Regions from separate parts of the Homo sapiens genome. Here region 1 is linked to region 2. Evidence: read pairs that join two places in POLR2A ChIA-PET (ENCODE). Cell type or tissue: Caco-2. All regions are shown on one strand. Links, peaks and the distances in the headings refer to the core of each region. The heading gives the core; the rest is flanking DNA.

Region 1 (2,893 bases), core at 394-2,893, 79 kb before region 2:
AATCCCAGCACTTCAGGAGGTGGAAGCAGGTGGATCACCTGAGGTCAGGAGTTTGAGACCAGCCTGGCCAACACAGTGAAACCCCATCTCTACTAAAAATACAAAAATTAGCTGGGTGTGGTGGCGGATGCCTGCAATCCCAGCTACTCGGGAGGCTGAGGCAGGAGAATCGCTTGAACCCAGGAGGTTGCAGTGAGCCAGGTTTGCGTCACTGCATTCCAGCCTGGGCAATAGAGTAAGACTCTGTCGTCTCAAAAAAAGAAAAAAGAAAAGAAAAAGAAAAAGAAATTAAGAAGTTAAAAAATCAGAGGTGGGGGAGAAGAAAACAGCTGGGAAGAGAAAAAATAATTGGATGAAAGGGTAGGCTTTTTTAAAAATGAATGTTAGATTCATTTTAAAAAAATCAGTACCTTTCATGTGATAAGCACTCACTGTGCTAGGCAGTAGGAGATAAAAACGATGGGTAACTTGGTCGGGTGCGGTGGCTCACGCCTGTAATCCCAGCACTTTGGGAGGCTGAGGCAGACGGATCACGAGGTCAGGAGATGGAGACCATCCTGGCTAACACGGTGATACCCCATCACTACTAAAAAATACAAAAAATTAGCCGGGCGTGGTGGCGGGCGCCTGTAGTCCCAGCTATTCAGGAGGCTGAGGCAGAAGAATGGCATGAACCCAGGAGGCGGAGCTTGCAGTGAGCCGAGATGGCGCCACTGCACTTCAGCCTGGGCTACAGAGCAAGACTCCGCCAAAAAAAAAAAAAAAAAAAAAAAAAAAAAAAAGATGGGTAACTCACGGTCCTTGCGCCCAGTGAGCACAGTCAAATGAATAATTACAACTTAGGATGTGAAGGCCATGTTATTTGAGGTATACACAATGTATCATGAGTATATGGCCAGGGGAGTCAGGCTTTCAGAGACAATTCTTTTTTTATTTTCTTGAGATGGAGTCTCCCTCTGTCGCCCAGGTTGGAGTGCGGCGGCATGATCCTGGCTCACTGCAACCTCTGCCTCCCAGGTTCAAGTGATTCTCCTGCCTCAGCCTCCGAAGTAGCTGGGATTACAGGCATGCACCACCATGCCCAGCTAATTTCTGTATTTTTAGTAGAGATGGGGTTTCACTATGTTGGACCAGGCTGGTCTCGAACTCCTGACCTCAGGTGATCTGCCCGCCTTGGCCTCCCAAAGTCCTGGGATTACAGGTGTTGAGCCACTGTTCCTGGCCTCAGAGATAATTAGGAGTTGGATGAGAACAGAAAGGTGGGAAACACTAAGCAAGCCTTAAAAACCGTTTGCATCAGTGGCAGCCAGACAGAATAAACTTCTGCAGATTGTCAAAGATAACAAAGCCAACGATCGCAACACTAGACCATTCAACAATTAGTCCAGGAAGGAAGTTTCTGGAGGTCAGAATCCACTCAATTTCGCCTTGCATCATAAAGGTACTTAAACCATACCTTCTCAAATAGTATGGTCAAAGCAAAATGACTCTTTCAGTAGTTACGATCTCACAGATAACATCTTAGAGTGAATAATAAAATAAGAATTCATAATATTAACTGCAAAAGATATTTTTTAATTATTTTGTTATTTCAGGAAACTGAAAGACATGAGAAATATTTTATATGAAATGCTAAAAGAATAAAATAATATTGTAATATTTTCTAAAAACAAAAAATATATAAATCATATGCCAATACAGTACTTTTGAAGTGTTTGAACTGCTATTCCCTTCTAGGAATGTATCCAAATGTAATAATACAGACCACTGAAAAACCCCACATAACATATTCTAGACTGCATAACAGAAAAATCAAGAGCGGGCCGGGCGCGATGGCTCATGCCTATAATCTCAGCACTTTGGGAGGCCACGGCAGGCAGATCACCTGAGATCAGGAGTTCAAGACCAGCCTGGCCAACATGGTGAAACCCCATCTCTACTAAAAAATGCAAAAAAATTAGCCAGGCATGGTGGCACGTGCCTGTAATTCTGGCTACTCCGGAGGCTGAGGCACAAGAATCGCTTAAACCTGGGAGGCAGAGGTTGCAGTAAGTTGAGATCACACCACTGCACTCCAGCCTGGGCGACAGAGTGAGACACTGTCTTAAAAAAAAAAAAAAAAAATCAAGAGCAAGGTAAACATCCAGTAATAAAGATTATATTATAATATTATACTGCTGTTGAAATATTATTTGATGAAATGCAACTTAGCCACTAAAAAGAATAAAGACAATGTAATAACAGGATGAAATAGTCGAGTTGGAAAAAGGATATAAAATTTTGTGTATACTCTTAATTAGAGTAGCACATATAAAAGAAAAGCATATAAAACTTCAGAAAATATAGAAAAATACCATAAAGGAAAAGTGGTAATGTTCATGTTACTTGGTAAAATAAATAAGTACTTTGTTTTCCCAGTTTTTGGAGGTCAAGTTGTCATATTTGTAAACTTAAATCACCCCTTCTTTTATTCTCTTAAGTGTTAGAAACAAAATGTAAACTTACTTCATCAGAAGCAGATCGAAGACACTGGACAGCAGCCTGTTTTTTCATTTCTTCTAGAGTTAGATCTGAACATTTTTTCTTACTCTTTCCCCATTTCTTATAAGCTCCTTTTTCCCAGCCCAGGAAGATGTCATTCTCCTGCAATGAAATTGCACCAGGTTAAATGACCAGGGCTAACTTGGACACTACTATGTTCCACCTACCACACACACTCAGTCACAAAAAGGCCCCTTGCATTTCCATACGAGTTTTAGGATCGGCTTGTCTATTTCTGCGACGAAGGGAGCTGGCATTCCAAGACGGATTATCTTGATTCTATAAAACAACTTGGGGTGTACTGCCATCTTAATAGTATTGTTTTCTGATCACAAACATGGGATGTTTTCTA
Region 2 (2,914 bases), core at 153-2,652:
AAAAGGAATGTTTTGAGGTGTTTTGTTTTGTTTTGTTTTTATTTATTTTGAGACAGCATCTCACTGTGTCACCCAGGCTGGGTATGGTGTTGCAGTCATGGCTCACTGCAGCCTCCACCTCCTGGGCTCAAGCAATTCCCCCACCTCAGCCTCCTAAGTAACTGGAACCACAGGTGCCTGCCACCATGTCCAACTAATTTTTTGATTTTTTTTTTTTTTTTGTAGAAATGGGGTCTCACTTTGTTGCTCAGGCTGCTCTTGAACTCTTGGGCTCAAGTGATCCTCTAGCCTCAGCCTCCCAAAATGCTGGGATTACAGGTGTTAGCCACCACACCTGGCTAAAAAGGCATGTTTTGAAGATTGATATAGCCAAGGCAGGCAACAGGAATGGGGAGGTCAGTCACAGGCAGAGATCCCTGGGAAGCCACCTGGGGCTTTTCTTGGCCGTCATCAGGTCCTCATCCCTGTTTTGTGGGTGAGGATGATGCAGTCCAGAAAGGAACAGAGGGAGGGGACTGACGACCAAGTACCCCTGTCTACCAGACACTGTGGGCAGAAACTTCTAGGCCCATGGAGCTCTAGGAGGTCAGGCGATTATTCCATTTTATGAATGGAGAAACTGAGGCTCAGAAAAATTAAACCTGTGTGAGGCCACGAGGCTGACTCCTTTATTTTTTTTTCCAGCACTTCATTTCATATTATCTTATTGCCTCTTGCTTTCGTCCACGTGTCCTTCCTTTCTCTTTCCCCACTCCCCACCATCTCTCTCTCTCTCTTTCTTTTTAGGTACAATTACATGGTGTAAAATGCAGTTGCATCAAATGCGTTCACTCTTGCTACCAACCACTCCAGTCAAGACATAGAAATTCCCACGCCCAGAATGCTCCCTCACACCCCTTCGCAGCCGACCCCTCCAAAGGGCAACTCCTGTTCAGATTCCTAACACCATAGATTTGTTTTCGGCCGTTTCTGGGTTGTTGTTGTTGTTGTTGTGTTTGTTTGTTTTGAGACAGAGTCTCACTCTGTTGCCCCCAAAGTGCTGGGATTACAGGTGTGAGCCAGTGTGCCTGGCCTGTTTCTGAACATATGTGTGGATTCAGGCTGGCTCTTTTTTTATTTTTTATTTCTTGGCTTTAATTACAAAATGGGTGGGGAATAGAGGCGCATAGAGGCGGTGGGCTAGGTGGGTCTCCCTGCTGTGGGATAGCATTTCTGTGCTGTGTGTCCTGTCCTCATCGTACCCTCACTCACCAGCCCTGCCTCCTTCCTCTGTGCAGTTCACTGACCCACTTTCTCTCTGCAAAGCCTTCCCTGGCCCACAGGCTGTGCACTTCCTCCCCTGGAACTTTCCTTCATAGCCTTCGGCAAGATCGTGATGAACTCACCGGTCATGCGGTTATGTCTTCAACACCTGCGTCCCCCACCGGAGGCCAGCTCCCAGGGCGCGTTCTAGTGTGTGGCGTTCGCTTCATATTCCCAGGCGTCGCTTGCCCCAGCACGCCTGTGTGCTCAGTAACAATGTGTTAAGCACAGGATTTTGGGAGAAGTGTATATGGACGTCTGAAGAAGGGTTGTGCTTGTGGAAGAGAGGAAAAGGGGGTGTGGTAAGGGGTGTGAGCCAAGGGACACACAGGAACAAGGAGTGGCCACATGCAGCTGGCCTGGGAGGGGCAAGGGCTGATACCCAGGTTGAGGAGATGGAGATGGCTCATGGTGCCAGCCACTCGCTCTGCCTGCATGCGCCCTCTCTATCCTGTGTAGGCATCTTGGGAGGAAGGGACCTCCATCATCTCCTCTTTGAGTAAACCTAGAGAGGTGTTTCAGTCTGTTCAGGCTATTAACAAAAGACTACAGACTCAGACAACAGAAGTTGATTTCTCAGAATTCTGGATGCTGGAAGTCCAAAATCAAGGCGCTGGCAGTTTTGGTGTCTACTGAGGACCTGCGTCCTGGTTCACAGAGGTGCCTTCTTACTGGGTCCTCCTCATCCAGGAGAAGGAGCCAGGGAGCTCTTTGGTGTCTGTTTTTTTTTTCCTTTTTCTTTTTCTTTTTTTTTTTTTTGAGACAGAGTCTCGCTCTGTCGCCCAGGCTGGAGTGCAGTGGCGCGATCCCAGCTCACTGTGACCTCTGCTTCCCCGGTTCAAGCAGTTCTCCTGCCTCAGCCTCCCGAGTAGCTGGGGCTACAGGCACCCACCACCAAACGTGGCTAATTTTTGTATTTTTTAGTAGAGACGGGGTTTCACCATTTTGGCCAGGATGGTCTCCATCTCTTGACCTTGTGATTCGCCCACCTCAGCGTCCCAAAGTGCTGGGATTACAGATGTGGGCCACCGCGCCCGGCCTGGTGTCTGTTTTATGAGGGCACCAATCCCATTCACAGGGGTCCCCTCTCACGAGCAAATCGCCTCCCAAAGGCCCCACCCCCTAACACCATCATCTTGGGAGTTAGGATTCCAACATAAGAATTTTGGGGGACACAGACATTCAGACCACAGCAAGAGGTGAGGTAGCTTCCCCCCACCCACACAAGGCGAGCTTCCTTGGTATTTTTCAGTTGAAGCAGTCACAAGCCCGCCTGGTCAAGAGGCAGGGACCCAGAACCCACACCTCATGGCGATAAGTACGGAAGATTTCAGGGCCATGCTTTAAAACCACTGTAGCACATCAGAGCAATGAAAAAATAGCTAACATTCATTCAGTGCTTACTCAGAGCCAGGTGCTGTGGATAACTTGATGCAGAAGATACATTTATAGTTAACATGTACATAAATGAACGTAAAAGCGAGACCATGCACATCAATGTTTCAGGAGCTGTGCCTGTTCCACTAGACAGACTGGTCACAGGCCATCACAGTTTGGGAGCCCACTTCACCCCTGCACCCACCCTCCCCGTGCCTGGCCCAGCCCCCAAAGC

The links. ChIA-PET counts read pairs that join two places held together with the same protein. Peaks named below come from ENCODE experiments on the same cell type or tissue, not always from the same donor. Only the 100,000 strongest peaks of a DNase experiment are listed, where the experiment ranks them.
Region 1: POLR2A ChIA-PET joins it to region 2 with 8 read pairs; 4 of 35 experiments call an interaction of 5 or more read pairs at or near these places.

Annotation. Positions count from the first base shown.
Region 1 is chr4:6,841,817-6,844,709 of GRCh38, reverse strand. KIAA0232 reads right to left here. Exons shown (of 10, transcript NM_014743.3): 4 at 2,506-2,643. Among named protein-coding and RNA genes, the nearest start is that of KIAA0232, 61 kb to the right of the region's middle. In Caco-2, for the core only: no CTCF peak of the experiment used is centred there; no DNase peak of the experiment used is centred there.
Region 2 is chr4:6,762,184-6,765,097 of GRCh38, reverse strand. It overlaps LOC105374367 (a long non-coding RNA gene), which reads right to left and starts at 1,590. Exons shown (of 2, transcript XR_925101.3): 1 at 1,386-1,590. RefSeq lists an enhancer at 922-1,437. In Caco-2, for the core only: no CTCF peak of the experiment used is centred there; a DNase peak (open chromatin) is centred at 1,370.